2 separate regions of the Homo sapiens genome follow, and region 2 is linked to region 1. The links are chromatin loops, found by intact Hi-C in ENCODE. Cell type or tissue: CD14-positive monocyte. All regions are shown on one strand. Each heading gives the region's core, and the rest is flanking DNA. Links, peaks and the distances in the headings are about the cores only. Region 1 has its middle 89 kb from the start of VAPA. Region 2 has its middle 140 kb from the start of VAPA.

The links. A loop is a pair of places that touch in the nucleus more often than their neighbours do. Peaks named below come from ENCODE experiments on the same cell type or tissue, not always from the same donor. Only the 100,000 strongest peaks of a DNase experiment are listed, where the experiment ranks them.
Region 2: it touches region 1 in a loop (1.8-fold over the local background); 9 of 110 quality-filtered maps call a loop at or near these places.

The regions. Positions count from the first base shown.
Region 1 is chr18:9,995,156-10,011,759 of GRCh38, forward strand. No RefSeq gene overlaps it. Among named protein-coding and RNA genes, the nearest start is that of VAPA, 89 kb to the left of the region's middle. In CD14-positive monocyte, for the core only: no CTCF peak of the experiment used is centred there; a DNase peak (open chromatin) is centred at 10,116; H3K4me3 peaks cover 418 bases; H3K27ac peaks cover 1,121 bases.
Region 2 is chr18:10,048,425-10,065,028 of GRCh38, forward strand. No RefSeq gene overlaps it. Among named protein-coding and RNA genes, the nearest start is that of VAPA, 140 kb to the left of the region's middle. RefSeq lists a silencer at 3,828-4,122. In CD14-positive monocyte, for the core only: no CTCF peak of the experiment used is centred there; DNase peaks (open chromatin) are centred at 9,167, 9,487 and 10,067; H3K4me3 peaks cover 2,166 bases; H3K27ac peaks cover 2,500 bases.

The DNA.
Region 1 (16,604 bases), core at 8,658-11,157:
GCCAGTACCTCCTTCCAGGCCAGCACTGTGCAGAGAATCCCAGCAGCCTCCAAGACATCTAACAAACAGATAGAACTGAAAACCCAGTCATTGCAAGCTTCTGGTTTGGGTCCAGAACGTAGGCCATCTCAACCCTGAGGGCAAAGCCTTCTTCAGTGTCTCGCCAGAGAAACTAAGGGCCAGTCTTTGGTTGCCCTGGCAAGGACCAGGTCATCTAATTTAGGGGCATCTCTGAAAGCCATGCAAATGCTTTGTAAAGGCTACAGCAAAGGAAAAGGACAGGAGGAAAGTCACCTTGAGAATAATCATTTACCTTCCTTTCATCTTTTAAAAGAGAGGTAGGCAGAATTGCATGGAAGGAGGAAATCTAAGAACAGATAACTGTTCTTCACATTGACCCATTGCTTACTAATTTTAAAGGCACAGGAATAACCTCCTAGGGTGCACAACCAGGTCCCACTTGACCATGTAAAGGGCAGTGGGTATCGGCAGTTGCCTAGGGGATACCCAGCCCTGCTTCTGCCACATGAAAGCAACACCCACCACGTGCTTATTAGCTGCCTTTCTTGATTATGCACAACACCAATGGGACAAGCAGAGACTTCCAGAAAGGGTCTGCTGATGTCATGTGGCTGATGTCATTGGTGAAGCTGCAATGCATGGATCCTGTCCATTTAGAGACTCTTGCCATGGAGTCACACTCCATGCTGACTTGTCAAGCAAGACTTTCCAGCTGGGTCATAGCCCTGTGCCTGGCCAGCCAGGGAGTGGGCCCACAGAAATGGGAATGCAGGCTCAGAGGGACATCCTACTACCTCCCTGCAACATGAAAACAAAGCAAAGTGGGCTGCTGGCCTCATGCATGCATGCATGCACAGTGTGTGTGCGTCCACATGTGCATGCACGTGTGTGTTGGGGTGGATTGTATAAAGCAGGGAGAGGGAATATGGGAGAGATAAATGATGAAAAAAATGAGCGAAAAATTGAACCAGATTTATTCTGACAACGTTTAGGCCTGTGACTCTAATATTATAAATCACTTTCTTACAGAGGAATTTACTTCCTGAGCTTTACACAACTTTATAAGCCTGGCATGTGTATGAGAACAGAACCTAGAAATTGGAGATGGGAAAATGATGGTTTGTATAAATGTGGTTTGAAACCACAACTGGTGATTTTGTCAATGCAGGGGCTTCATCCGCCTGGGGCCCAGCACTGCAGGAAGTTGGTACAGCTTAGGAGTTTACTTCCAATACTTCCAAGATAAAATTTTAAAGAGCAGAATTAAAAAATGTTTTGTGGTGGCCACATGGCCTTCAACTCTGGGCTAAAAAGAAATTAAAGGGAATTTATAATCTGGGGATGAGGGCAGTATTGGGCTGTCAATAGAAGGTACTCGTTCAGGTAATCCTTATCCAGAGATGGGATGTCCACATGAACAGTACAGATCCAAACTCTCTTTCTCTGATCCTGTCTTCAATGATATCCATGGCTCTAACATGTTAGTGGGCACACATGGCTCAGAAATTGCGGCTGATTTAATGAATGAAGGACTGAATACAGAAGAAAATCTGGGAACAACTTCTAAAACAACTTCTATTTTTCTGGTCCCAAGAAAAAACTCAGCATGGGTATAACCTACCCCAGTACCTCTAATTGTCCAGTTCTTAACTTCTTTCCTTATCTGTCTTTCTCCTTGGCCCATCTCTTCCCAAAGACACACACATATGTGCATGTGCACATGCACACACACACACGCATGTACACACACACTCACATGAATGCACACATAAACTCACATGCACACACACATACACACATGCATGCACACACAAACTCACATGCATGCATGGGTGCACACACACTCACATGCACGTCACAGTGCCCTTGGCTATATCTCTTCTACCCCAACATTAAAGCCTGCTTTCCAGAAACCCTCCCAGCTTCCCTCTCAGGAAACTGAGTTCCTTGAAGCCAGAACATTATCCTGTTATGCATCTTGGTCTTCCCAGGGCGTGCATGGCACCTTACAGGTGCTCTGTGAGTCACTCAGGCACATAGTGACAGATCGTTACAAAAACATTACAAAGAAATGAAGCTTCAGAATTTGGAAAGTGATGTCAGCAAGATGGTACAATAGGAGTCTCCAATGCTCGTCTCCTTGCAGAAAAGTAAGTTTGAACCACAATCAACACATAAACTTACCTTCAGAAGAGTTAAGGAATCTAGGTGTGAGATTACTGCACTTGTGTGAAGCAAATAAAACACATATTGAAGAGAGTAGGAGGGACAATTTCACATTACTTGTGTCACCTTTCCCCTAAGCTTATGCAGCACACAGAAAAAGACCCTCTACATGGGAGAAGGAGAGTGAGGTGAACACCTGACTTTGTTGTGGACCCCAGCACCAGGCTTATCCCAGTGAACCCTGATGCCAGGCCAGTTCCCACAGCCCCATGCTCCAGGTTGTCACCCATGAACCCAGTTTCTAGGCCTGTCCCAGCACCAGGGTATCTCCCAAGGACTCAGCCTTCAGGCAAGCCTCTGTAGAGTCAGATTTCAGGCCTACCACAATGCCCTCTGGCCCCTGTGTCCCAGGCTCCAGGTTGACCCCCATAGACTCAGGCTTCAGGTTGGCCCCTGTGAACCTAGGCTTCAGGCCCACCCCAGCATCATGCCAGCTCCCATCTCCCTAGGCTCTAGGCCAGCCCATGTGGACACAGGCACCAGGGCTGCCCACCCCCTGACCTTGGCACCAGGCCAGCCCATCTGCACACCCTACCAGCCAGCCTGCATAGACTCTCTGGACAGGCTAACTGATGCAGAGCTTTCACTGTTGAGGCCTATTTGTAAAGACCAAAAGACGTGTGTACTTCTTCAAGTGCATAGACACCAATGCATGGCCACAAGAATCATAAATAATCATGGAAACATGCCATCACCAAAAGGACAAAATAAAGCACCAGAAACTGACCCTAAACATATTGAGATCTATTAACTGCCTGACAAGTTAAAATTATCATCTTAAAGGAGCTCAGTGAGTTACAAGAGAAAAAGATAGACAACTAAACAAAATCAGAACAGCAGTACAAGAACAAAATGAGAAGTTCAGCAAAGATATACAGATGATTAAAAGAACAAAACAGAAAGTCTGCAGCTGAAGAACACAATGACTAAACTGAAAAATTTGATAGAGATCTTTAACAGCAGTCTCAATCAAGAAGAAGAAAGAATGAACAAGCTTGAAGACAGGTCAACAAGCTTGATAGACTAGGTCACTAGTCTATCCAGTCAGAGGAACAAAAAGGAGAAAAAGGAAAAAGGGTGCAGAAAGCCTAGGGGACTTGTGTGACACCATGAGGTGAACCAATATATACATTATGAGAGTCCCAGAAGGAGCAGAGAAAGAGAATGGGGAAGAAAGTTTATTTAAAGAAATAATGACAGAAAACGTCCCAAAACTAGACAAGGAAATGAACATCCAGATCCACGAAATTCCAAAAACCCAAAATATATTAAACATAAAGAGAACTTCACTAAGACACTAAACAAATTCTCAAAAGTCACAAAGAAATAATTTTGAAAACAGCAAAAGAAAATGGACTCATTGCATATAAGGGAACTTCCATAAGTTTAATAGTGAATTTCTCAGCAGACACCTTGCAGTGCAGGACATAGTAGAATGATATATTCAAATCATTAAGAGAAAAAAAATCCTGCCAATAAAGAATACTAAAACCAGCAAAATTGTCCTTCTGAAATAAAGGGGAGATAAAGACTTTCCCAGACAAATAAAAGATGAAGAAGTTCATTACCACTAGAACTTCCTTACAGGAAATGCTAAAGAGAGTTCTTCAAATTGAAATGAAAGTGTATGCTAACAACATGAAAACATATGAAAGCATAAAACTTACTGGTTAAAACTAATATGTAGTCAAATTTAGAATTCTCCAATACTGTAATGTGGGGCATAAATCACTTATAACTCTATTATGAAAGTTAAAAGACACAAATATTAAAAACAACTATAGCTATAATTATTAATGGATACTCAATTACAAAGGTATAAAGTGTGATATCAATAACATAAATTGTGTGTGTGTGTAAGTAAAAATATAGAGACTTTCTATGTGATTGTAGTTAAGCTGTTATCAGCTTAAAAAGCCTATGAAAATTCTAAGATGTTTTATGTAATCATCATGATAACTACAAAGAAAAAAAAACCCTAGTAGAGACAGAAAAAATAAAGGAATCAAAGCATACCACTACAAAAAAATCAACAAATCACATCACATTGTATCCCATAAATATGTACAATTATTGTGTCAAAAAATTTTACAATGACAAAATAGCAAGAGAGAAAGAAACCAAGGAATTACAAAACAGTAAAAAAATTAACAAAATGGCAATAATGAGTACTTACTTATGATCACGAATTACTTTAAATGTAAAGAGATTCTCCAATCAAAAGACAGAGTGGCTGATCAGATTTTTAAAAAGGATCCAAAAATATGCTGCTTACAAGAGACTCACTTTAGTTTTAAGGACACACATAGGCTGAATTGAAGACATGGAAAAAGATATCCCATGCAATTGGTAACAAAAAGAGAGCAAGAGTGGCTATATTTATATTAAATAAACTAGACTTTCAGTCAAAGTCTGTCACAAGAGACAATGAAAGTCACTATGTAATTATAAAGGGATAAATTCATCAAGAGGATATAATCATTGCAAATATATATGCACCCAACTTTAGAGCACCTAAATAAAAAGCAAATATTGACAGTACTGGAGGGAGAAATAGATAGCAATACAAAAATAGTAGGAGACTTCAAAACCCCACTTTCAACAATGAATGGATCATTCAGACAGATAATTTTCTTTTCTACTGTTTAAGGAAACAGTAGACCTGAATAACACTATCAGCCAAATGGGCCTAACAGACCTATATAGAACATTCCATCCAACAGCATCAGAACAAATTCTTTCCTAGTGTACATGGAACATTATCCAGGATAGATCATATGTTAGGCCACAAAACAAGTCTTAATAAATTTAAGAGGATTAAAGTCATATCAAGTATCTTTTCCAACCACATAGTATAAAACTAGAAATCAGTAACATGAATGTAGTAGTCTGTTTTCATTCCACACGGCTGGGGAGGCCTCAGAATCATGGCGGGAGGCAAAAGGTACTTCTTACATGGCGATAGCAAGAGAAAATGAGGAAGAAGCAAAAGCGGAAACCCCTGATAAATCACATCAGATCTCGTGAGACTTATTCACTATCATGAGAATAGCATGGGAAAGACCTGCCCCCATGATTCAATTACCTTCCTCTGGGTCCCTCCCACAACACATGGGAATTCTGGGAGACACAATTCAAGTTGAGATTTGCATGGGGACACAGCCAAACCATATCAATGAAGAAAATTAGAAAATTCACAAATATGTGAAAATTAAACAACATGCTCATGAACAACAATGAGCCAAAGAAGAAATAAAAAAATAACTTGAGACAAATGGAAATGGAAACACAACATACCAAAACTTATGTGACGCAGAAAAAGCAGTGCTAAGAGGAAAGTTGATAGTGATAAATACCTATGTTAAGAAAAAGGAAGGATCTCAAATAAACAACATAACTTCATACCTCAAGGAACTAGAAAAAGAACAAACTAAGTCCAAAGTTAGCAGAAGGAAGGAAATGGAGATCAGAGCAGAAATAAAAGAAACAGAAGCTAGAAGAACAATAAAAAGATTAATGTAACTAAAAGTTGTTTTTTTGAGACAGGGTCTTGCTTTGTTGCCCAGGCTGGAGTGCAGTGGTGCAATCTTGGCTCACTGCAGCCTCAACCTCCCAGGCTTAAGCAATCCTCCCACTTCAGCCTCCCATGTAGCTGGAACTACAGGTGCATACCACCATGCCCAATTACTTTTTTTTTTTTTTTTTGTAGAGATGGGGTTTTGTTGCCCAGGCTGGTCTTGAACTCCTGAGCTCAAGGGATCTGCTGCCTCAGCCTCCCAAACTGCTGAGATTACAAGCATGAGCCACCACACCCAGCCGAAAGATAAAATTGACAAACCTTTAACTAGACTAAGAAAAAAAGAGTAGATTCAAATAAATAAAATCAGAAATGAGAGACATTACAACTAACACCAGAGAAATATGAAGGATCATATGAGACTACTGTAAACAATTATACACAAAAAATTGGATAATATAAAATAAATGAATAAATTCCTAGAAACATACAACCTCCCAGGACTGGATCAAGAGGAAATAGAAAATTTAAACAGACCTATAATTAGTAAGAAGATTGAATTGGGTATAAAAAAATCTCCCAAGATAGAAAAGCCCAGAGCCTGATGGCTGGACTAGTGAATTCTACCAAGACCTTAAGGGCAATTAATGCTAATCCTCAAATTCTTTCAAAAAACTGAAGAGAAGGGAACACTTCCAAACTCATTTACAAGGCCAACATTAGACTGATACCAAAGCCAGACAAACCCACTGCAAGAAACAAACATTACAGGCCAGTATCCCTGATGAACTTAGATGCAGAAATTCTCAACAAAATACTAGCAAACTGAATCTAGCAGCACGTTAGCAGGGTCATTCACCATTATTAAGTGGGCTCTATATCTGGGATGCAAAGATGATTCAACATATGCAAATCAATAACCGTGATACAGCAGTTAAAACAGTTAAGAATACAAATCATATGATCATCTCAGTGGATGCAGAGATGCATTTGTCAAAGTTCATTATCCTTTTATGATAAGAGATCTCAGCAAATTAGATATATAAAGAATGTACGTGAACACAATAAAGACGATATGTAACAAACCTATAGCTACCATCATAGTCAATGGGGAAAAGCTGGAAGATTTTCCTCTGAGATCAGAAACAAGACAAACACACCTACTCTCACCACTTCTATTCTACAAACTGGAAGTCCTAACCAAAGCAATTAGGCAAGAGAAAGAAACAAAAGTGACCCAAATTGGAAAGGAAGAAGTTAAATTATCTCTGTTTGCTGATGACATAATCTTATCTACGGAAAATCCTAAAGACTTTACCAGAAAACTGTTAGAACCAATAAACGAATTCAGTAAAGTTGCGGGATAAAAATCAACATACAAAAATTAGTAGCATTTTAATACAATAACAATAAACTATCAGGAATAGAAATTGAGAAAACAATTTCATTTACAACACTATAAAAATACTTAGGAATAAATTTAACCTAAATTAGGGCCTTCTGGGGGCTGGAGGGAAATGATGCAAGAAAGAGGAAGAAGAAAGCCTGTCCTCTCTCACCCCATGGACTCTGAAAAGAAGAAGGGAGATGAAAGAGACTCAAGACAGTTGGTTGACAGTGTGCTCTTTCCTGTCCCTCTTGCTCCCGAGGCAGCACTTCAATGTGCATTGGACTTGCATTACAAAGTTAGCGAGGTAAGGAGAGACTTTATATCACCGTGGCATATGGTACATTTACCCAGCACACCTTGAAGGAGACTGCAGACTCCAGGGAGGCTCCAAGATCTCACATGGCCCAAGAGCAGGAGTGCAGAGTTGGGTGAGCCAAGGCAGTTGACAAAGATTTTTTGTTTGACCAACCTTTAGTCAGGCTCCTGAAGCTTCTCCTTGGCCCATGCATGCACTTCCATGTAAAATCTCGTTTTAGCAAGAACCCTGTTAAGACAGTTTAAGAACCTTCTGTCCTTGATGTCTAATAATTCTTGATATTTGATCCAGTTCCCTATCCTCCACCATCCTCTAGGTGATGTATGATCACCCTACCCTGTCTTCAGCAAGGACTCTGTTAGGTCAGCGTAGCCAGAATCCACTTTATCCTGGATGTTTACTCTTAGTAATTTTCCATTCACTGACACCCCTGCTCCTTGGCTATACCTTCCTACTTGCTCAGGATGCATTCAGAGTTGACCCCAATCTCTCTCCCCCACTGCAAAATCCCACAGCTGTGGTCCCTATACCTATTGTGATGGTCCTGAATAAAGTCTACCTTACTGTGCCTTAACAAGGTATCATTGAATAATTTTTTCTTTAATACAGTGAACTTCTTACAGACCTGGCTTGGCCTGCAGGGAGTAGAGATGAGGGATGCAGAGGGGCAAGGAGATTGACAAAGGTCTGGAATCTGCAGCAACCAGGGTATTTATTTATAGCTGGAGGTGAATGACTTGGGCTTGGACCCCAGGTGTGGGTGCTGGCAAGACTTGTCAGCAAGCTGGATGGATAAGTTCTCCTTAGGGGTCCTGAATCCAGAAAGTGGTTAGAGCAGGCATTCTTTGCAGAGTCAGCAGGATTCAGACACTACTGCATGGGTAAGAGGACCCCTGCCAGTCTCCTCCCAAGCCACCTGTCTCCCCAAACCCTCTCTCCCAGAGGATAGAGGGAGGGAGAGCAGCAGAAAGGAGAGGAAATTGGCTTGAAAGAGACGGGGTCACTGAAAAGGGACTATTTATACCAGAAGAGATCAGGATAGCACTAGCTGAAGTGTGTAAGCCCACTGAGATGGGTACTAGTGAAGAAAAGGACATTATTTTTATAAAATAAATAAATTATATTCATTTTTTTGTCTAGATTGGAACCTCTCTTAAAGAGTGTATCTCTTATCCCTCTGGTCAGGGAGAACAAGATAAGTGACTGGGTTGCCCAGATCACGGTGTTGTTTTTCAAACTTTCTTGATGGTGGACAATGTTCTTTGGCCAGCAACTCTGGTTATCCTAAGTGCTGCTGGCCAGTGCTGTGGGGCCTGGAATATCCCTGGTGGGATCTGCAGCACCTCAGTCGTCATGGTTTGCTCTGCATCTCTCCTCCTTCTGTATGTTGGCTGCCATCTCCTCTCTCAGCACCCGCTCTCCTGTGCTGCCTTTTCCAGATGGTGGAGGGTGCATCTTCACGGCTCCGCAGATTCCTGGTTACAGCAGAGCCATATGTAGACCCACTGCAGCCCATGCTCCAGAGATGGGGAGCAAGTGTCCATCCCGGGACCATCCAAAGATGCCACAGTCAGCACTAATATGGGGACTGAAGGTTCCTCCGATGAGCAGGTGGGCAGTTCCCAGAGAACGAGGCAGGGGTGTGCTGCACCCACTCCTGGCAGGTGCTGCCCCTTCTTCTTTCTGGGCGTGAAGAGCTTCCTGTCTCCATGGCCAGGCTCATTTTTCCTGTCTAGAATGCTCCTGAAATGCCCCTTCCTGCATAAAGTCTTTCCTAGTTTTGTTTTTGTATTTCTTTTAGGACACTTACCTGTACTGTAACTATTTTGTGCTCTATGCAGTTTGCCTCAGGGATAGCAATTGTGACTGTTCAGGCTTTGGAGCACACAGTGCCTTGGAGGTGTCCCAGGTTGATGTTAAATTGAGTTGTTTATAAATAAGTGACCAAGATTTTGACAAAGATTTTTTGTTTGACCAAACTGAAGTCAGGCCCCTGAACCTTCTCCTAGACCCATATGTGCATTTCCTTGTAAAATCCAGTTTTAGCAAGAGCCCTGTTAAGACAGTTTAGCAATAACCTTTCATCCTTTATATATATATATATATAAAATAACTGTAGATTCCAGTTAATTAGTCCGATGTAATTATACATCTTAGGACACCACACAGGCAAGAGTTTCATATCCTCTTCCTTCATTGTCTGGACCAGAAAAAATATATTATAGTAATGTTATATATATATAAAATATAATGTTATATATATATAATGTAATGTTTTATATATATATAAAAATATAATGTAATATATTAAAGAGTGTATCTCTTATCCCTCTGGTCAGGGAGAACAAGATAAATGACTGGGTTCCCCAGATCACAGGTGTTGTTTTTCGAACTTCCTTGATGGTGGACAAGGTTCTTTGGCCAGCAGCTCTGGTTACCCTAAGTGCTGCTGGCCAGCACTTATATATATAATATATATATTTATATATAATGTAATATATATGTATATATGTATGTATACACACACACACACACACACACACACACACACACACATATATATATATAATGTAATGTTTTCTGGTCCAGACAATGAAGGAAGAGGATATGAAACTCTTGCCTGTGTGGTGTTGTAAGATGTATAATTACATCAGACTAATTAACTGGAATCTACAGTGCTGGGGACATTGAAACAAGGTTCAGCTACATCATATGAACAGGCCCACTCACCCAGATGAGGCTGGCAGGTCTGTAGACCACTGGGGGTCTGCCATGCCAGTCATTGCACAGCTTTAGCAAGCTCCATCTGCTACCTGTGAACCAGTGCTCAGCTGGCTAAGTATATCTGGAGGATTTTTCCTTCTTCACAGCGTCAAACGGCAGGCGGCAGGCACAGACCAGAGCTGGCCAGTTCCTCCATCAGGGTTGTGTGCAGATGTCGACTGTCCTTCAGGGGGTCTAGATAGCCTGTGGCCCTCAGACACCCTGTGTGAAAACCCTTGTCTTCAAAGTGTATGCAGGAAGGAGGCTGCACAAGGACACAGATAATAGGGGCTCTGCTTGTGATGTTCTCAAGGGCAGGACTGCAGCTTAGCAGCTTCTAATCGTTGAGAACCCAAATTCCTCATATTCACCATATTTTGTCCTTTAAAACTATACAAGGTTAAGTATTTGCATCCATTGACTACACCTTGCACACAAGATACCTTAGTTACTAAGATGGCAAGGAACTTGCTCAAGACTGTACAGCTTTCACACTCCCGCATATACCCAATATCTAGCACAATGCGTGACACACTATAGGAGTAATTAATTGTGCTTTGATTTTAATTCAACGTAATTTCTCTTTAAGTTCACAAATTTTTCAACTTATTATTTTTGTGGGCTTAAGGAAACATACTCTATTCTCTTGTAAGGCAGAGGTAAATCCAGTGCTGATATTGATGTTGAAAATGTTAATTACAAGGATATTGATGACAATATTGTTGTTAACACAAAGCAAAAGGCAAAGATTGGAGAGGATCAATCCTCCAGATGTCACATTTTGAGCCCTCCATTTTTGCACATGGAATCTTTTGCTGCTCCATTTCCTCACTATCTACTGAAACAATCCAAGGGAGCATTGGTTTAATATGTGGCTGGTGACACCCAACTCCACCTGGCTGGTCATGGGCTCCACCTAACACAGAGGCCACGCACAGCCCCAAACCCTCCCTTTGCTCTTCAGCAGTCTTTGTGCTACTCCCTGAGCTTTATTTTTAAAAGCCTCATGGGGGCAGTGAATCTACAAATATTGTATTTCAATCTACAATGGGCTTTAGCTCAAGGTCAGAAGCTATGCCTGAGACAGATGGCCCAGGGCTTTGCTGGCACTTCAGGGAAGTGTGTTAGACACACAGAAATGGTCTTTGCAGTTGCTTATGATGGGGGTGGAGACAAGAGCCTAAGGAGAGGGTTTTGAGATTTGAGATGCTCATGATTTCTTTGTCCATGAGTAAGAAGTGCATTTTAATCTTTCTGCAGCCATATCCTGCCATCTGGCCTTGTGGCAAAATCCAGAGAATTGTGCCTGAAGACCAAAGGCAGAACATGGCCCTGACTCTTGTGTAACTTCCCCCAAAGTCCTCGTCAGTCAGGAGACACTATTGTGCTGCCATGGGCAGCAGTGTTTGATAAACAGCAGTCCCGCATTTCCCTCCCATCTGTGTACGCAAAAGAATCCATAAATTAGAATTTCATGCCTCATTTTTATTTCTTTAGTGCTAAATGCAATGTCAACTTCGAAATTCCCAGGGGCAACAGATTGTGAATATTCAATAAATCACGCCACTTCTTTTGCACTGTTTTCTTGTTTTTATAGTGATACAGTTGAACTAGGTAATTTTCAAGGTCCCTTTCAGGTCAAAATCCAACTATTTTTGAGAATCCTGAGATCCAATGAGCACTGCTCAAAGGCTGAAGATATTAACACTGGAGTAGGTGGCACACAGCCTCACATCTCCTACCCAGACAGGCAGGTGCCAAGGACATAGCAAAAGGCAGCAGTGTTTGTATGTGAAATTTCCACTTTATAAAGCACCCTTACGAGGCTACCTATGTCTGCTAAAGCTGGGAAATCCTTTTTTTCTTTGAAGGTCCTAGCTGGCTGCCTCCTTCCACTGATGCTCCAGGCAGCATTGGGGCACAGTATGATGGTCAGGGGCGAGGAGATGGCCAGCCCTTCACAGCTTTCCCTGGCATCAACCCAAGGTAACTTAGCTGATGCCCTGTGTCTCAGCTCTTCATCTGGAAATGGGTAAGGAGGATGCTGTTTGTGACATTTGTGTGTCCACAGGTTGGCTAAAGGTTTGATAATGAGTATCAGCCTTTGTAAGGTGCTTGCCAGTTGACAGAGAGCTTCCATCTTCATGCTGTCTTATCCACCAGGAAGACTAACTAAATATTATTATTATTGTCGCCCTTTTATAGATGAAGCAACTAAAGCACCAAGGAGATTGAGTGAGTTGCCCTTTGTATGAGAGCAAGTAAGTGGCAGACTCGAACCCAGATACTTAGACGCTAATCCAGGGCTTTCCCCTATGCCACACTGTCCCCAAGCAATTCTAGACTGAATCTGTCCATAACTTTGTTTACCATCATTCTTGCCCATGTAATCACTTGGCATGTAGACCCTCCAGCTGCTGCCTTTTATTCTGTCTGTCCCTTCTACCTTATTTGCATTTCTCATTACGTGGTGCTCTCAATGAAAAGGAACTTTAGTGATTACTATTTTGTTTACTTTGTTACATCTATACTCCCCAAGGAATGTTTAATAGATAAGCAGTTTTGGAAAAATATCAAGGAAAGTGAGCAACGATCTATCTTGATGCCTACAATGAACAAAATTTGCTCGTGCAGTTCTCATGTCCATCCTTCCATCCAACCATGCATCCAACCCAAAATGTAGACACGCATCATCCACTAATCCTTCCATCCACCTTTCCATCCATCCATCCACATACCGACCCACCTATCTACCCACCTATCCATCTACCTCATCCACCCACATATACATCCATCCAGTCACCTAACCACCTATCCATCCATCCAACCATCCACTCACCTATTCATCCACCCATCCACCCACCTATTCAGCCACTCACTCACTCACCTACCCATCCATCCACCCATCTGTCTATCCACCCACCCATCTTTTCATCTATCTACCCACCCACCCACCCATCTATCCACCTATTCATCCACCCAACCATACTATCTACACAACCCACCTATCAACCCACCCATTCACCCATCCATCCACCCACCTACCCACCTACCCATCCACCCACTCTTTCCACCAATCTAACCATCCACCTATCCATCCACCCACCCATGCACCCACCCACCCATCTATCTACCTACACTCCCATCCACTCACCCATCTACTCCACTCACCCACCCATTCACCCATCCATCCATCCATCCATCCATCCATCCATCCATCCATCCAATATTGGCTATATACCTACTATTGACCAGGATGTCTGAAATACCTCTGGCTACGATATTGAGCAAAAACTACATGGGACCTTATCGTCAAAGAAGTAAATAGGTACAATTATGTGTGAGGTGCGTTCTGGTCGGGGGGGTGCAAGTGTAAATGGAGCCTTCTGCCACTCTGGCCTTAAGCCCTTGTTTAGCTCCCATGTTCCCTCACAGGCATTCCACGAAGATGGTTGATTTATCATCAAAGGGCATTATTCTTTTGGTACTTTCACAGGCTGACTTATCCCATTTAGTTATCCATGTGTATGTGTTATTTCTTTACATGTATGTATAGGTGCTTGGTTGCTTGAGCTGAAATCCCACACTTGGCTAGAGCAGATTAAAGGTGCGGTGGCCTTTCCGAGCACTTATTACTTTGTGAATGTCCAAGGTGCTTTTGTGTTTAGCTGAAGGTGATGATGGGCTTGTTTTTGTTTTGGTGGTATGGCAGGGAGGGAGGTTGAAAGAGGGTATGGAAGGGCACAGCTTCCCCTCTGCCCTCTGGTCTGGACTGGCCTTTAAGGAGGGTGCATTTGGGGCCAAGAACTAAGAAAGCTCTTCTATTACAGACATTATGAGACTGAGTTTTCCCCGTTCTGTCAGGTTCCTGCATTCATCTGGCACCCTAAGGCGGCTAGCTTTGAGCATTGGAGGACAGTAACAGAAGGAGGAGACTCACGTTCTCCCAGTGAACCATAAGCAAGGCCAAGGAGGGGGCCCTGCCAGTCTTCAGTGTCATGGTGCCCACATGAGGGAGTCTGAGAGGAGAAGGAGGTGGTAGGTGCAGCTGAAAGGCTGCCTGGGAGAAGGGAAGTTCCCGCGGACACGCTCAGGAATCTTCTAGGGGTGCGGCTGCTGAGGGTCCTGGGGTAGCCCGTGGAAGAGACGGGCCAGGAAGCCCCACCTCACATCCCTAATGCATAGAGGGCACAGGGGCCGGGGACCCCCACTCACACAGGCTGCATTTGCTGTGCTTCTTCCTCCACCGCCCAGGGCCAAGGGTCAGATTCACCTCCTCCGCGCCTTGTTTTGCAGCCTGCGCGGCTGCAGGGACATGTGGGGCTCTGAGCAGGCGCGGTGGGCAGGCTCCTCTGGTTTGTGGGAGTGCTACGAATGCCTGGGCTCAAAGCTTGGCCTTGATGACGTCTTAACAGTGGCTTCCCAAGTTGCCCCATGGAATTCTCTCCTCCTGGTGTTTGGCTGCTGCACCCCGTGCAGGCCTGTCCTGCTGCGGAAACTCCTCTCCCTCCTGCCGCCTCAATACAGTTGACTCCTCCCGTGCCTGAGCGCCCTGCTTGTCAGCTCCCCGTGGTCCTCTCCAGGGTCCGGTGCTTTCCGTGGAATGTCCAGAAAACTCCACCTTCCTCTCTTTTGGTGCTCTTCACCTTTCCACCTGTGATGGAAGCCGCTTCTGCGCAGGGCTCCTCTCCCCCTCTCTCCCATCTTCTCCTGGTCAGCGGGGGCTGTGGGGGAGAATTTTGCCTCCTGGAGAGCTTGGCACATACTGGACACCCAACCGAGGACAGCGGCGCCTTCCTGCTAACCTCTCCTGTCAAGGACTGCTTATTACCAAGGGGCAAGGACGACTCCTTTATATGTCACCTCAGGGCAGCATTTAAGTCAAGATTTAAAATTCTCGATGCTGCACAGGAGAAGTCACTGGGACAAACAATTTCCTTTGGAAGTTACAGTTTGATGCCTTTCAGCGAGTTAAGCAGACACTGAGCCCACCCTGAACTCTAACTGTAGGCCCCCCCTTTTTTAAAACAAACAAACAAATAAAAACCTAGCATTATGGGCACATAGATCATGGCTATAAAGAGCCACAATGGAAACCCCCCAAAAGCCAGCTCAATTATCAGCATCAAAACTGCTGAGCATTTAAAGGAGCATCTCGACGAAGGTAATTATGGGACCAGCATCATTCTGCTCATTCTCAGTCCTTCAGCCTATACAGCGCACTCTGAGATGATGTTTTCCTCTTGTTTATTTAGTTGATCTCCAAGAGCAGGGAGGATTTATCCCCACTAATCCGTGGACCATAAATCCAGCTCAGGCGGGCTGCAGCCCCGTCCTGCTTGGCCCCAAGCTCAGATGCCCAGTGGAAAACATCACAGTGATTGGGTGAGGGCAGCACATCACGCTCACTGTTCTCATTCTGGCCGGGAGATTCCTTGGCACAACTTGTCCCAAATTCCATTACAGCAACGTGATGGAAATTTCCTGGCATCAAGGATTTGTGCAGCCCAGTGTGCACACAGTGAGCATTTGACTCTGCATAGCAAAAATGACACAATCTGTATAGAGCTGTGTGGTTAGTAAAATGCTTTCACATCCCATCCCAGGTCTTTTTGATTCTCAGAACTATCTGTGAGGTAGCCAGGGCAACTGTCAAATGCAGTATAATTAGAGTTCTTTGGTGGCAAGTAACAGCAACTGATTTTTGCTAACTTTAGCAAAAAAGGAATTTATTGGGGGAGGGAGGATATAGAGGGACTCATATAGTTGAAGGATCAGCTAAAGAACCAGGCTGAGATAAATCGGCTTATATTGTCCATCCTTGGGACCCTATGCTCATGAGTCAAATGAGCTGGGAGAAATTCCAAGAGGCCCAGCATGGGTCAGCACCTGTCCCCTGTGTAGGGTGGGGTCTCTTTGCTGATAGAGGCCTGCCAGGAGGATCAACAGTGGAGGGTTATTGGGGCCAGAGCTGAGGGAGTTTATTCTCAAAATGAATCTGAGATTCTCTTATCAGGTTAAGGAGGTCGATAGGTCGAAACCGACCATGTGTATCATCACCTCCACTTTGCAGATAAGGAAATCAAGATGCCAAGAAGTTCAGTGATTTATCCAGAAAGCCACAAATGTGAAGCTAAGGCTTTAATTCAAGCCATCTGACTGAAGTCCAGTGAGCTCCCAGCCTGCGTTCTGAATTTATTGTGGAAACAATGCAAGATCAGCAAAGACCACTTTGAAGATACCCATCAAGCCACCGGTGTAACATTTGCCCATTTCTTCCCAGACTTGCCCTCAGTTCATTTTCTTTGTCATCCAGTTTCAGTCCCAGTGTCCCTGTGCCCTGCCCACTCATCCGCATTCTCCTCGGACTG
Region 2 (16,604 bases), core at 8,177-10,676, 53 kb after region 1:
GTTCTGATTCAGTTGACCCGAGCTTCAGAAGTTTTAATTTTTAATAAGTAGCTCAGGTTCACACCAGAATTCCACCTGTCTGGCCAACTGGGCATGTCAGAAGAGGCACAACAGGTATACACAGGGGTGAACTTCCTGAGCTTTGGGCTTCCTAAATCAGACACATTACAACTTTATTTTAAGGAAAAAATGGAAAAATAACTTGAAAGGACCAAATGGAGAAATGGGTTGAAATTGTGGTTCATGAACATAATAAAGTATTGTGTGGCCAATAAAAATAACACAGGTACACTCATAATATGGAAACAAGAAAAAACATGCTCTCATGGTGATTACAGTGATGTGGGCAGATTATGGGGAGGTAATAACAGAAATAACCTGATTGTTCTCAATAGTATTTAATTTCCTCTACTCAATTATTTTGTAAAAGTCTTCAGTACAAGCTCAGTATGAAAATATTGTGTGTTTTGCATTTTGCATTAATACTGGGCTCTGTAACAAGTAGAAAGAAGATGTAATTCCTATCTACAAGAAGCCAATGGCTATAAGATGAGCAAAATGTCAAGAAATCTAGAGGTGGTGTAGAAAAATTGCAGACTTTTTGGCCAGAAGATTTGTGTTTAAGTTTCAACCTTAGTACCAAAGTGGACAACCACTGGCAAATATTTTAACCTCTCTTAGAGCCAGTTTTCACACCTTTCAAGTGAGAATAACAATAACTACTACCTTAGGAGTTGTGATAATGGTACATGAGGCTAATAAAAATAAACATACCTTATAAGCTATAAAATGCTATTAAATATAAATGTGTTTTCCGCAAAGCAAAACAGTGAAATGTCAACTTAAGAAAACTTTCCCCTTTAAGGTTTTTTCACTTATGAGATTAGAAACCCATCTTTGGCTTGATTAATAGTGAGTTCTTGCAATCAAGCATCTCTGAGACTTGTGTGTGTCAGACAGCAGAGAGGATACGATGGCATCCCAGGGTCAATCAAGCACAACGTGCACTGTGGTCCTGGCATGCACTATCAACTGAAGCTGTGTCCACCAACAAGCCCATGCTTGTCTTTGTCTGTAGAGGGTGATGGAAAAGCCCATTGGGGAGGGATGGACACAGTCACCTGGAGTGTCCATTCACTTTCCTCCTCCCCAATGCCCTGCACACAGATTGTGCATCCAGCTCTGGCTGTGGACCTGTGGTGTCGTGATGACCTGGGACAGAGAGCAGGAGGACGTTCCCTTTGGTGCCTCTCATTCCCTATGTGCTGGTTAGCACATCATTAGGCCTGATGGAAGGCTCTGCCAGGCCCTCCCCCACCGAGGGCCCCATCAACAGGTGAGTGGGGTCCATTTTGCTGGAAAGACTCTGGAAGGCTGGAGAAGAGACTGAGTGCTCTCTCTCTCTCCTATGGGAAGGCAGTGAGCTAGTGCCCTCTTGGGAATGCAGTGGGAGAACTCACCAGATGCTTCCAGCAAAGCCGGGAAGTGCTAGTGAATTACACGATGATTTCCACACTGTTTATCAAAGATCTTCTGCTCCAATATAAAGCTCCCAAATATGGTATTTCATGATGTGGCTGAGATGTGGCCAAGTGTCCAAGACACATAAATATTTATGAAATAAGCAAGCAAATGCACTTGGAAATGCATTTCTGCCTCAGTATTAATGCGGTGGTCATTGGCATTGATTCTCAAAGTGAGGCCATTTTATGGATCATTCCCAGCAGGGACTAAGAAAACATATCAATGTCCAGAACTTTTAAGATCCAGGAAGCACAGGGGGAGAGTAATATTTTCCAAGGGAAGGTAACATTTTTACACCCAGAGAGTCAGGAACCCCATTCAGTGCTGAGCACAGGAGAATTCAGAGGCATTAGCTTCTGTGAGACTTGGGTTCGAGTCCTAGCTTTGGTCCTCTCTGTGACTATGTGCAAAAACTCCACCTCTCTGAACTTCAGTTGCTTTGTCTATAAACGCTGTCCATGTCTCATGGGGTTATTGTGACGATTAGATGAGATAATATGTATAAAGTGTCTGGCCAATATCATGCACTCCTTAAATATTAGTTTTCCTTTTCCTTGAATTATTGTATTTGTTTTGAAAACCTTGGGTTCTACCAAATCTCACATTCCTTCCCCAGGACGTTCCTCTCAGTCCTGGTGTGTATATGCAGTGAAAGTGAATCCACATGGTCTTCACTTGTGTCTACTAAAAACATCAAAATGTTATTCCAGAAGATTTGTTTGATGTTCAAAATACTAAAGCGGCAGCACTGAGTGGCATGCTCTGAAGATGCCTGTCTCGCTGGATTTTAAAGTGGCACCAGTCAATGCCTTTAGCATCCCTCCACTTACAGTGGTCCTAGAGATAACATGGGCTTATAAAATAGCAAAGCCTGGCACATGATTGCACTTTTTGCTGTAAAATGCTTTCACAAATATTTTCCCATTTAATCACAAAACAGCTCTGTGTGTGTGTGTGATCAATGCAATTGTTGTCCAGCCTTACAGATGGGTTTAAGTAGAATCTCAGAGGTTTCACGCCACTTGTCTAAAGGCAAAAAGCTGATAATTGGCAATAGTAGGTTTCAGATCATATTTTCAAAGGTAGAGCATCCCACAGCCACCTGGAGCCTAGAAATTAGAGGCTGTTCAACATGATTCATCTCTCCCTTTGCCTTACTTTTTCTTGGTTTCCTATGGGAATTTCCACAGGGGTTTTAGCATTTAGAAAGATCTCGTGGATTCATTGCTCAATGAGCAAAGTCACTGAGGGCCGGGCTCAGTGAAAATTTTGCAGGCTGAATAATTAAAAAAAAATCTGGGAAGGATCACAAAATTGAGGGCCAAATGGGACCTTCAGAGGTGCTCTCATTCCTGGAGGCATTCAGGATTTCATTCCACAATTTTGATTGCAGTCCTGCTGTGTGCCGGGCTCTGTGCAGAATCATGACAGCCAGTGTCAACCATGGTGGATGTAGTCCTAGTTGTCAGGACTTTAGGGCCAGTCTTCAGCCAGCCCTCTAAGTTCACAGGTGAAGGAAGAGACCTGAAGAAGGGAAATTACCTTGCTCCAGGCCACGTGGCTGGTTAGAGGCAGATTCACACTCGTCCAACTCCGGCTAAGCTTCACCCCACTCCCACCAAGGCCACTGAATTTAGAAGAGAAAAGACACCCAACGCAACTCTTTCCTCTATGTAGCAGTGGGAAAAGTACAAACGCCCATCTTCCTGGAGAGCTGTCCCAAAGCTTTGGATTTTTCCTCTGATCGCTATGACATGGTTCATAGTGTCCACTTGATGGGTACTCGTGGAAGGAAAATCAGACGTGTTTCCATGGTCCTCACCTGGTGGCTAGGTCTGGGTCCCACTTGCTCTCAGCAAGTGGCCAATGCCACCCCTATGGTCCTATGGGGGCTGGGGAAGCCTCTCAGTGCGCACTCCCCGGCCACCTCTTCATACTTGGGAAGGTCCAGTGTGCCCTGAGCCCCATTGCTCCTGTCTCTGCTTGGGACCACTGCTTTCCAGGGGAGGAAGGCCAGCTCCAAGGAAAGTTCAGATTATTTTAGGTGGGGCCTCATAAACCCAGGAAACAGGAAAATAACCAAAAGAAAAAAAATCCCCCTGCACAGATGGGGGATTGGTCCTAAAACATCAGGCCCTGTTCTGTCTAAATCAAGACATCTGGTCACTTTTTTTCGGCAGGACAAAGACTCTTTTTTTTCCCAAGCCAGGATTTTATGTCTTTAATCTTTTCCAGAAGAAAAGAGTTCTCATTACGTCTGCATCTTATCACATCACTGTATATCATAAAGATGCCGTTATCGCCTCTTCCTTCTGATTAACTGGCCCTGAGTGATTCTAGCCAGTGTTATTAGCTGTGCTCTAAAAACAATGACACTAGTATCACCCAGCCATCAACAGAGGTCAGCTTCATAGGCACTGTTGAGTAATCCACAAGAATCTCTGCAAGCTTTTCATAATAAACAATGACGAGAACGGTTCTTTGTCCAAACCATGGCTAAGAGAGCCTTTCTGCGCAGATATGCTTTGGCACCTGCAACTGGAGTTTAAAAGCCTCCAGCAAGCTCAAGTCCAACATGTGGCCTCACTCGTTGGCTTGGTTTCCTGAGTCAGAACAGCAGAAGGGACTGGAGATGTAGCACCTGGTGTCTTAGGTGGCCAAGCAGCAAGCAGGTGTTATCCCTTTATAAATTAACCATCCTTTGGAAAGGAGCTTGACAGAGAAGAGAGGTTTTGTCTCCAAATTTTAAATGTGGAAATAGAAACAGACATATGGATATTAGAATAACGTGCAAGGGGCCAGGCACAGTGGCTCATGCCTGTAATCCCAGCGCTTTGGGATGCTGAGGTGGGAGGATTGCTTGAAGCCAGGAGTTCGAGACCAACCTGGGTAATAGCAAGACCCCATTTCTACAAAAAATAAAAATAAAAAAATTAACCAGGCATAGTGGTGTGCCCCTGTAGTCCCAGCTACTCAGGAGGCTGAGGTGGGAGCACATAAGTCCAGGAGCTTGAGGCTTCAGTGAGCTATGAGTGCACTTCTACACTCCAGCCTGGGTGACAGGGCTAGATCCTGTCTCTAAATAACAAAAAAGAATGGCATGCAAGAATGACCATGATAGCAGTGATGACTATGATGAGAACGATGTGCTGACAATGCCAGTCACTCATTTCACAGTAGTGCCCTGATGTGGGAAGTACAGGATGGACGCTTGGGGAGCAGAGCACAGCGTAACTGACCCCATGGTCAGTAGTTTTCAAACATGGCTCCCTGTTAGACTCACCTGGTCTGGCCAGCCTACCCACCCCCAGCACCCCAGGGAGTCTGATTTAATTGTTCTGGGTGAGAATGGGGCCTGGGCATTGGTACTGAAACTCTCCAGGAGACCTTCCTTTGCAGCCAGGGTGGAGAACCTCTCCCTTTGATGAAAATAACCCAATCAGGTGGGATCAGGAAGGAACGCAACAGTCAGTGCCTTTTCAGCTCCTTCAAGAATAGGCAAGGTGAAAAGCGAGAAAGAGGTATATTAGTCAGGGTTCTCTAGAGGGACAGAACTAATAGGATATATATGTATATATATACACACACGCATATATATACACAGACACACATATATATACACACACATATATGTATACACACACACACACACGCATATATATGTGAGTTTAGCAAGTAGTATTAACTCCCATGATCACAAGGTCCACAATAGGCCATCTGCAAGCTGAGGAGCAAAGAAGCCAGTCCGAGTCCCAAAACTGAACTCGGAGTCCGATGTTTGAGGGCAGGAAGCATCCAGCAGGGAGAAAGACGTAGGCTGGAAGGCTAAGCCAGTCTGGCCTTTGCACATTTTTCTGCCAGCTTTATATCCTGGCTGGACAGGCAGCTGATTAGATGGTGCCCACCCAGATTGAGGGTGGATCTGCCTTTTCCAGCCCACTGACTCAAATGTTAATCTCCTTTGGCAACCCTCGAAGACACACCCAGGATCAATACTTTGCCTCCTTCGATCCAATCAAGTTGACACTTGGTATTAACCATCACAGATGGTCTAGGAGAAGGGAACAGGAGTTGGCGTGAGGCCTAGAGGTGAGGGACAGATGCCTACTAGGAGGAGCTGGGGCCATGGTGCAGGGTAGGAGCATTGCAGCTGAGTCGGGACAGGGTGAGAGTGGAGATGGAGGAGCAGGTAGGGGAGGGGTGGGGAGGGCTTTGTAGGACAAGCTGCAGGGTCTGCATGTCCTCCTGAGAGCTAAGGGAAGCCACTTTGGTGGCATTTCGCAGGGTAGATGGCATCAGATACATATATAAGTAAATAAATAACATGATTGTGGCTGCAATAGGGAGAACGGATTGGAGAGCCACAAGGCTGGAGGCCAGAGGCCAGGGAGGAGGCTGCGCTTTAACCCGGGTGAGAGGGGATGGTGGCCTGGGCAGAGGGAATGGCTGCAGAGAGGGATTCACATTATACTAGGAGCCGGAACTGCCATTTCACAAGGAATTGATATGGAAGGTGAGAGGAGGAGTCAGCGTTTCCCAGGTTTTCCTGCCTTTCTCAGGAAACGCAGTGCCCCTGCGACTCCACACTCACCACCCCCTCACACTCCTTGTGGCCCTCCCCCTGCGCTAATCTCCTGCTACTCCGAGTCCACCAAATCCTAGGAGCAGCAAGGCTCTCTCCTGAGAAGCGATCCCCTTCCAGAAGATCGCAGCTGGGTGAGTCCCGTGTAGGTCTCCTCTAGGACTATGTGCCTTTTAATCCAGGAGCTCCACCATCTTCCCATTTACTTCGAGAGGGCCATAGCACACAGAGGTGCTGGCAGGGCCAGGCCTCTCCCCGCATCACCAGCGGTGACTCTACCTCCTTCCAAGCTTCAGGATGCCCCTCCCTTCCACTAGCCCACCCGCCCTGCCTTCCATTCATCCGGCGCTGGCTCTGTGGGAACTGTGGCTGAAGTCATGTGTGCAAAAGCATACTCTCTAGGAGAGTACACAGAATTCACAGGCCACACTGAAGCCTTGCTTCATTTGACTGCTCCTGGGACCCCATCACTGTGCTGACTGGGATCCTGAGCCTGAGCCCGCTGGTCCTCGTCAGGGGTGATTTCCTGCTAGGTTTGCTTGCCCTGGGATTCACGTCCCTCAGCTTCCCTGCCTGGACTACCACTTCTTAGCGTTGACATCCTGCTGTTCCTGCAAAATCTCTTTGGTTTAGGAGATACTAAGCCAATTCTGTCTCAGTGAAAGTTTGTCAGGAGCTGAGTGATCTCTGTCAAAAGTCAATCATGACTGGGCAGAGGTAGATACGAGGGGAGGACGGGAAATGACACAGGGGAGGAAGCAGGCTCCGGGAATTAGGCCGGTCAGGGTCACACAACAATAATACCTTCCCTTTGCTACTTGTTTATTCTATGTGCCTAAAGAAGGTCTGCAGGCACAAGCCTCAATTCTAAGTCAAAGCACATACAGCAGCACAGCCAGTGCGGTGAAGTCCCCACGGCTCCTCGCGGCTGCCTGATCCCCATCCCATGGACATGCAGCCCATATGTGTTCGCTCCACAGAGATGAGCTAGCAGAGCAGGACAAAATCACACCTGCCCCCTTGGGCCCATCATTGCAGCAGACACCAGAAATAGTGGTTTGGTATTGCACAATTTGTACATTTCACGATGAGCAAATGGGATTTTAGGTGATCTTGACTTTCCTTTTTCTTCTTTTCTGTGTTGTTTGAATGTGTTATCTTTATAATCATAAGAAAAACAAAGCTGTATGTTGAAGAGAAATTTGGAAGGCATTGTCTAAAGAGACGTGCAGTAAAAAAGAATAGAATAATGTCTTTTGCAGCAACTTGGATGGAACCGGAGGCCATTAGTCTAAGTGAAGTAACTCAGGAATGGAAAACCAAATACTACATGTTCTCACTTATAAGTGGGAGCTAAGCTATGCGAACATAAAGACAAACAGAATGGTACAATGGACACTGGAGACTCAGAACTGGGGAGAGGAAAGTGGGGTGAGGGTTGAAAAACTACATACTGTATACGATATATACTACTCAGGTGATAGGTGCAGACCTCACCAGTATACAATTAATCCATGTAGCCCAAAACTATTTGTACCCCTAAGGCTACACAAAAAGAAATGAGTGAGTAATTTTGTTCAAACTAAAAGCTTACCTAGTTGGCTAAGCCTAACAGAGAAATGCTACTATTGAGCCTCAGAGAAGCTTGGGGGCCACCGCGACCACGTGTGCAGCCTGGAGAACCGAGCTGGACTGAGTTTTGCTGGGAGTGACAGTGAAATGTAAGTAGAAAAAAAAATCAAGTTATTGGGGAACTTGCCCACAAGGGCCATGGAAGGACTCCTTGGGTGAACAGAGCGAACTCTAAGACCCTGTCTCTGGGAGGCAGGTGACACCGAACACCTTTGAGGCTGGTGTACTTCGTCTGCTGCAGCCCACTGTCCAGCCGTCTTGCCTCAGTGAAATGAGGCAAGTGAAAGAAAATGCTCAGAAAAGCATCTGGGCATCTCAAATAGATGGTCCAGGCCCTTGGCCTCAAAGATTTTGAATGAATTCTGAGCCTTTTCTCTTCCATGTCATCCTGGTCTGGGACAGGCCATCGATGCCTAACAGCGCCTGCTGCTCAGGGCCATGGATGTGTTGACGTTGCTGTCATGCCCCATCTGTGGCCATCAGGGAACCGTCAGCATGCTGCCCCGCAGAGCCAGTCCATGGACGCACCGTGGCCATGCTTGTGGCCTAAGGGCATCTTGGGAGAGCGGCTCCACAGTTGTTTGTTTCCTCCCCCAGGTGCGCATCAGCAGGGCCTGAGCCCGGGGCCAGCAAGCATGGCAGGCTCTTGGTAGTGTCCTTAGTGCACACAGTCATCTTCCCTCGTGAGTCTGACCCATTTCTTTTAGCCATAGATGTTTACGTTGGTCTTTTGTTCTTTAGGATGAGTTTTCTCTTGTTTCCTGGGCAACTTAGGCTTAGATAGGCCTACTCCATCAGCCTGTTCTCTCTGGGGCCAGAGATACCTAGGCCTCAGGAGTGACACAATTCAGGGATCCAGGTGGGATGCCTGCCACGCCATAGTGTCACAACCAGCATCCTATGTGCAGCATTCAGGGATTATCTGAAAAACAGAAGGATCCACATCATAGAGTTGTTGTAAGGATAAAATGTGCTATCTTGAAGGGCCTCATGCAATGCAGTGCACGTTTCAATTGCTTAGTACATGGTAGCCACACCATCATACACCACTCATTTTGGATGACAGCATTGGTGGACTGTGTGGGTGGAGGTCTCTGAGTTCTGAGTGGCACCTACGCCCCACACCTCCTGCCACCTTCTCGGGCTCACTCAACTCTCATGGCACTTGATGAAGAGACTGCAGAATGCTCAGGCTGGCTGGTGCAGCAGGATTAGGTGTGGCTTCAACTAGGCTGCTAACTTTGGACAATGCTTTGCATTTGTAAGTGTAAGGGAGGGAAAACTTTCCCTTTAGTGAGATCTAGAAGCTTATATATGCTCTTCGTAGGGGACAGGGAAGGAGAATGGAGACAACTTAGGGAAGGGTAAATGACTTTAACTCTTTGTCTGTGGCAAAGTCTGGCTGGCTGGCATGAACCTCCAGTTTCCTCTGCTGTGCTTTCAGTTCCCTCTTGCCTGGTGGATGCCTGGGGAGGGGTTCATGACATCTGAGTTCCTTTGGAAGATCTGTCTTTGGGTAGAAAGGAGGAGCTCAGAGAAAGCCCCTTCCTGCATTTGCTATTCCCCAAGTACCCTCGGTTTGAAGAAATCGCCAAGAGTGATTTCAATATGCCATCAGAGTGGTGTATTTTGGGGTGGCATTTCTAAACTCTTTTATAAGCTACACTGCATACAAATAGAACATTTGGAAAAGTCACTTCCTGTGACTGTGCAAAAAGGCTTTAAATTGAGAATTGTTGTCTGATTAATCATCACATGTGCTGTGAGAAATGGCGTGGAACCACTTTATGGGGGAAATATGTCTTTTTAGAGCAAATATCTGAAGACAGAGAAATGTGAAGATTCAAAGTGATCATTCTCAGCTGTTCCCTGGCCATCAGCCAATATTGCTTTTATTTCCTCCTTTTACTGGAAACGGCTACTCCTACCTTCATAGAATTTAGAAGTCCAGAGCTGGAATGGGCAAGAACATTCTCAGGGGAGCAGTGAGGCCTGAGCCTGGCCTGAGATGCATCTAGGATGAGACAGCTCACAGCTTGTGGCTCAGGACCACTGCAAGGGGGAGGGAAGGTGGGTGACATGGACAGTTCTATAAGGCAGGTCTTTCTCTGAGGACTTTCCATTTCCTCTGTCCTTCCACCAAGGCTCAGTTGGGTGGTGAATTAAGTTAACTGGTCATTAAGATGAAAGAGGGAGGAGGAAGTTCAGAGCAGGGCTTGTTCTCCTTCCTGGAAAATAGCCTTGAGCTGTGGTTTGAAACAAGAGTTGCTCTTTAAGGATTAGTTGTATTTTCAAAAACCACATCAGATGGAAAACCCAGAGTCACAGAAACTCCGGGCTTGGCTTTGATTTGGAAGATGTTGCAATGATCTGAACCAGCAGTGACCTCAGAGGTGGTGGCCCTGGAAGGTATTGGGTCTCACCTGAGCTTCCACCTTTAGTTAAGGGCATGGCCTGGCTCCTGTCTACAGAGCAGTTAAACATTGCAATCATGGAGCCAAAAGCTCACAAACCGGAGTGATTCATAGCACTGTAAGGACAGCTTACAATCCTTTCCTCAGGCAAAGGTTTCGTGATGAAGACACTAAAAGCAATTGCAACAAAAGCAATCCTCACCACCACTTGATATTTTCTTTCTTTTTTTTGGATAGTAGCCGTCCTAATGTTGTGAGGTGGTGTCTCACTGTATCCTGCTCTGTTTTGATGAGGGAACATCAGATATGCTTCCTGTGCTGAACACCCTCTCAAGAGTAAAAGCCTCAGCCATCCTGGTGGCCTCCCAAACCTGAAGGATCCCCAGTGACCTCTGGCCTCATCTCTGGATGATGCCCTGTCCTTCCCCCAGGCTGTTTCCCAAGCCCACCTAGCAGCCCTGATGTCCTTCTCTATCTGCCTGGTGTCCCCGCTTCACCAGGACTTCATATAAAGTCAGATCTTCAGAAAGGACTTCTCTGTTATTCCTACAAAATCTGCAGTTCCTCCCCTGTCTCTGAATCCCTCACTTGGCCTGCAGTCTTTCTTCTCTGCTGTATATTGAGCATCCGGAAATGCCACCTGGCACATAGTAGGTGCTTAGTATTTGCCAAATGAATGAAAGAAAACTATACTGAACTATAAACTAAGACTTCTGAGAGTTAGTGACATTTTTAGATATGAATTTATAGCCAGATTCCTACCAAATTCTAATTCTATTTGTTTTCAGTAGATTCTCCTGGGTTTCCTGGTATATAATCATATCATCTACAAATAATGACAGTTTTCCTGTACTCCCCCCCTTCTTTCCCTTTTCATATTTTTTAGTATAATAAATAACAGGGGTGATAGCAACAGCTTTATCTTGCTTCTGACCTTCCATCAAGTGTCTCTGAAATTCCACCATGGATGGTAAGTTAATGTTGGCTTTAGATCTGAGGGATGAATTTTGTCATGCTGAAGAAGTACCATGGGCTCCTGTTTTACTTAGGACGTTTTGGTTAAAACCAAGGAAGAATGAAGGGTTAATGCTCTTCAGCCCCCTTCAGCACCTACTGGGTATTAAGCTTTCTCTTTGACTCCTTAGTGTGGGAATTATGTGGATGGGTTTCCTACAACTGGACCGTCCTTGTGTCTTTACCTTTTAAACCCAGATGTGCCCCTGTGATGTGCAGCGAGCCCCTGTGGGCAGGGCCGGCCATGTCCCCTCGTCCCTTCGTCCCCTCGGGAGGCTTGCTGGGAACTGAGGCTGGCCGCGGTGGCAAGCTTCCCAGCGAGCCACTCAGGATGGCTTATTGTTTCTGAATTAAACAAACGAAGAATGAGATTCAATTAGAGGCAGCATAATGTAAACCGAGATGGATTTATATTTAGCAAGGCAGAGACATGTGGGAAAGAATGAAACTTCCTTCGTTTCAGAATTGGGAAGTCGGCTTTGAAGTGTGGGGCTGGGCTTTCTGGATGCTGTCTTCACCTCCCCCAGACGCGCCCCCAGATGTTTCCCTCGAGATACTAAACTTCTTGGGAAAGCAGCAGAATTCAGTGGGCAGCGAGCTTCTGAGGCTTGCACGTAGGAGCCTCGCTGTCTCTGTTAAAGCCACTTGCAAGGACGAAGCCACATTGTCCCCATTTCCTCATTTCCAAATGGGCTGATGGAACCTCAAAATCCTGGTATAATGTGATTAAAGAAGAAAAGAATAGATTTTTTTAAATGATGAAGATGTCACTACATTGAATTTACTTTTCCAAGCCAAATTCTAGAGAGTGCCTTACAGGGGAACAACACCCTCTTTGTTATAATTCTGTTTGGGTCGGCTTTCAGCAGGCAAATGAGATGGGAGGAGATTTCATGGATGTTTCTTAGTTGAGAAGAGTACATGAATGTGAAACCCACAATAGCAATAGCAAGGACCAGCACAGGACGAAGCCCGCCGCCGACTGAGTGCCAAGTGTCATAGTCTGTAGTTTAATCCCCGCATCTAACTGTCCTCATGAGGTGGGTGTCGTCAGCCTGGTTAGGGCTGCTTGCTGCAGTGTCAGCAGCTGGGCAGGGCAGTGGGTCTTAACCAGGAACAGAAAGACAGGAGACTTGCTTCTTTCTCTCCCAGACCTGTGTCTTTGGGGTTGTCCATAATCTCTTCTGGTTTGCTGGGGCCTGTCTTTTTGTAAGAGGACAGCCTGTTCCATGGAGATGCCATTCGTTTGCAGGGAGCTGCCCTGAGGGAAGGAATCAGGAGGGAATTACTGACACAGATTTGTAGGGGTGACTTTATTTTGTACAGGGATTTTAGAGTTTATAGCAGGAAGAAAGCAAATGCGAGTCCAGGGCTCTGGTTGCCTGGGTAAAGAAAAATTGAGTTGCTCATGCTTCCAGAGTAAGAAGGAAGTGTTAAGCTGGTGACCAGCGTGTCTCCTTTGGGGAGCGTCTGGGAGCACCCTAGGGGAGAGGCAGCCAGGCCTACAAAATGTCCCAGAACTGCCTCTGGGGAAGCCAAATCTAGAGCCCACCCTCCAGGAAAGAAGAAAATTTTGGATGAGCAGAAACAAAGTCTTCCTGGAAAATAATTTCAACATGGACCCTGCATTTCTTTAATCCCTTTGCCTAAAGGAGTATTATGTTGCTTTGGAAAAGAAGCAGAAACTTGTTCAAATGTTTTTTTTAATTAATTATGTTTTTCTAAACACTAAAGCATCATGACTTTGTGCTCCCTCCTCCTCACTTCCCCTCTCTTCTCTCTGCCCTTTTCCCCCTCTCCCTGCTCCCTCCCCCTAGAAAGCGTAGACTGGGGCTGAACTAGTTAATGGAGACCAGCCTTCACACAGGGGCATCTGTGGGACAAAGGGTCTTCTGCAATCATGGTGTTTTAGGAAGATTAGGAAAAATGAATAACTTCCTTGAAAAAATTGGTTCGGAGGATTGTTTTCTTCGTTATACCTCTGGAAAAAATTCAGTGATACTGCATGAAGGGAAAAGAATTAATACAGCTCTTCCTCCCCTTTTCTTTATTTTTATATCCAGGAGTCACTGGAAAAATCAGACCTTTTCCCATATCACAGACCCAGCAGCAGTTTGGGCGTGCTCTTGCCTGTGTATAGAAAGCATGTCAAGACCGATTAAATTATCTAATTAAAATAATGACCACAGAGAGCCTGTTTATTTTGGCCTGAGGAAGGTCAGCTCCATGGGCCCCTTCTGTCCTGCTGAGGTCCCTCCCCAGCCACAAGCATACACAAGACCTATGATGACCTGGCTTCTAATAACCTGCTCCCAGTAATGTCAGAGTGGGTCTTATGCCACCAGTGGGGACAGGACTCACTCCAGCTGAGACAAAAGATCGTTCTTTAAGACTCTCTAGACACCGTCTTTGTATCTGTATCTATATCCCTCTAGACATCCATCTTTGTATCAGCATCTGTATCTGTATCAGTATCTGTACTGATACTGTACTTTGTATCAATATCTGTGTTGAATCAGTACTTTGTATCAGTATCTGTTCACCACAGCAACTTGAAGTGTGAAAAGTTCTGGCAAGGGTTATTTTTAATCTACACCAATATGGACAATTGTTTGACTGAGCTGACTACAGTCTTGGGTGCTTTTTGCATCATGAAGATAAAACCTAAGATCCACAGAGCATGTTGACCGGTAACAAGTGAAGAAAACGCTGCCAGAATATTTTTTACACAGTACTAGGTAATCATTTGGACTAATTTGTCATGAGATTATTGGGCTGTCTTGACAATGTGCAGGCTCAGCCCAGTGAAGGGCACATTCCCGGGACCCTGTGTCACCCCTGAGGATGCAGGGTATTAATGAGGGCTCATTACAGTCAGGCTAGATCAGGGTTCTTTGGCCTGCGGTAAGATCTGGGAGCAGAATGTAAATATGCTACACATGATTTAATTTCAAAGAAGCCCCGGAGGAATGCACTGAGCCTGTCAACACTGCAAACCCAGTGCAGGGTGTAAGCCCTGTGCAGGGTGTAGAAATGCTTCTGTGGCTTTAGAGACTTGCTGTTTGGTCTTGCAGTTATTGAACAAAGTGCTCCCTTTTGGGGGTGGTTGGTTCAATATCCTGTAAGTCCTTAGAATGGAGGCCACAGCCTTGGAAAGCCAGAATGTAAAGCCTCATTCTTATTTTCTCACATGGTCCCAGGAGATGACGGCTGGATGAGCACTCTTCAGAGGGGAGCAGGGAGGCAGCGGTTTATGCAAGGGAAGGGCAAATGATGCAGCAACAGGCGAGAAATAAAAATTGCCTGCCTGCCTGCCTGCCTGCCTGCCTGCCTGCCTGCCTTCCTTCCTTCCTTCCTTCCTTCCTTCCTTCCTTCCTTCCTTCCTTCCTACCTCCCTCCCTCTCTCCCTTCCTTCTCTGCTTCCTGTCTTCCTCTTCTCTTTCTTCTTTCCTCTTTCCCTCCTCTCTCTCTCCCTCTGTTTTTCCTTCCATCCTTCCTCCTACATTTAATGAGTAACTGCTATGAGCTACGAGTGTTAGATTTGTGATATTCAATAATATTAACACTGATTAACATTTTTATGAAATTCTTTAAAGTTTGGCATCAACCATCTTACCTTGGGATATAGGAGGAGAAAAGGAGAGCAAAGTGTGAGTTTCTGTAGGAAAAATTTTTACAAAATGGTATCGAGATTATTTTTCAATTTTGGGTGCTCTTCATTTCTTTGTGTAGATCTAGATTTCCACCTAGTATAATTTTCCTTCTGCCTAAAGAATTTCCTTAAACATTTTTTGTAGTGCGGCTCTGCTGGAGGTGAATTCCTTCAGCTTTTGTATGTCCGAAAAAGTTTTTATTTTGCGTTCATTGTTGAGAGATTTTTTTTTTCTGGGTGTAGATTTCCAGGTCAACAGTTTTTTTTTTTTCCTTTCAATTATTTAAAGATTGTGAACTGTTTCTTATTTATCCTTCCAGAAATTTTCATTGCATTTGAAAGCGTAGACTTGAATCTATATTTGTTTTTGTTAAAGAAGAATGGGCTGATTTCAGTGCCCATCTGTCGTTCTGCTTCCTGATGCTCCTTTGGGATCTTTGCCTGTCGTTGCACACTGAACTATACTCGTTCATTTTCTCGGATGCACGGCGCACACGTGCTTACTGTGTCTCATTCAACCAATCCCTTACTGTGGGAAGTTTAGATTTTTTGCCTTCTATATTTTTGTTGTTGTTGTAACAGTGTTCTTATTGGTATATCTTTATGTTGTACTGCTCTTAAAATGCTTTCTTGTTTGTGGGAGTGGACTGCATTCATTTTTTTCTATTCTTTAAAAAATTTTTTTTATTTTACTTTAAGTTCTGGGATACATGTGCAGAATGTGCAGGTTTGTTACGTAGGTATACATGTGCCATGGTGGTTTGCTGCACCTACCAACCTGTCATCCAGGTTTTAGGCCCCACATGCATTAGGTATTTGTCCTAATGCTCTTGGGGGGTGGGGGGCAAGGGGAGGGAGAGCATTTTTTTCCTATTCTAAAATTTTTAGTATTCCTCCAGCATCACCCTTCCTCCTCACCTACCCACTGTCTGTCCCTCTATGATCTGCTATACGGAAACATCTACAGGATGTTTTGTGTTGAGCGGATGAATACATGAGTGAATGAATGATGGGGGGTCGGCGGGGAAATGCCAGGCAATTGCAGCAGCTGTTGCTCAGTGCCCCTTCCTCAGAATGGCAGGCAAGCCAGTGAGTTGAGCACATGGCAGGAAGCTGCACAGGCCTTGGCGAGACCAGCTCCTGAAGTGTCATCTGTCATTTTTGGTTTTCCCATTCGGTGGCTGTCTTCCAAAGCATGAAGTCATTCTTAGAGCTCTGGCATCAAGGTGCTGACCCATTCTGTGAAGCCCTGGGTTGGTCTTCCTGGGGTGCTTGGCACTAAGCAAAGGGCAGAGGGTGAGAGCCAGGGAGGCCCACAATAGAAACAGATAAAGTGCTTCAAGAAAGCCCGCCCCATCCTGCACTGGCAGGCTCTGAAATGATAGCCTATCATTTTGCACACAAAAAGGGGAAGAAAACCAACAGTGCAAATGGAAAAACTGTCCACCGTGTCCAGAGGAGGGTCTGATATGTCAGACTTGTGTGCCAGAGAGAAACCCCGGGAACAGATTGACCTCCAAACCAGGTTACCAGGCCTCCTACCCCAGATTCCTCTCCTGCTCAGATGCCAGATGCAGGGGCAAACACCTGGGGCTGGGGGCTGCACTTCTGCATCATGGGCACTGCTCCAGAGTCTAGCACCTGTAGACTAGGAAGAGGGCCACACAAGGGGCTTGGGGAGTTAACCCACATGACAGCTGGATTATTCAGCCTCAGATGGACATAGGTGCTGGATGGAATGCCAGTGCTGTAGTTTGAATCTTTGATCCCTAAAACCTCATACTGA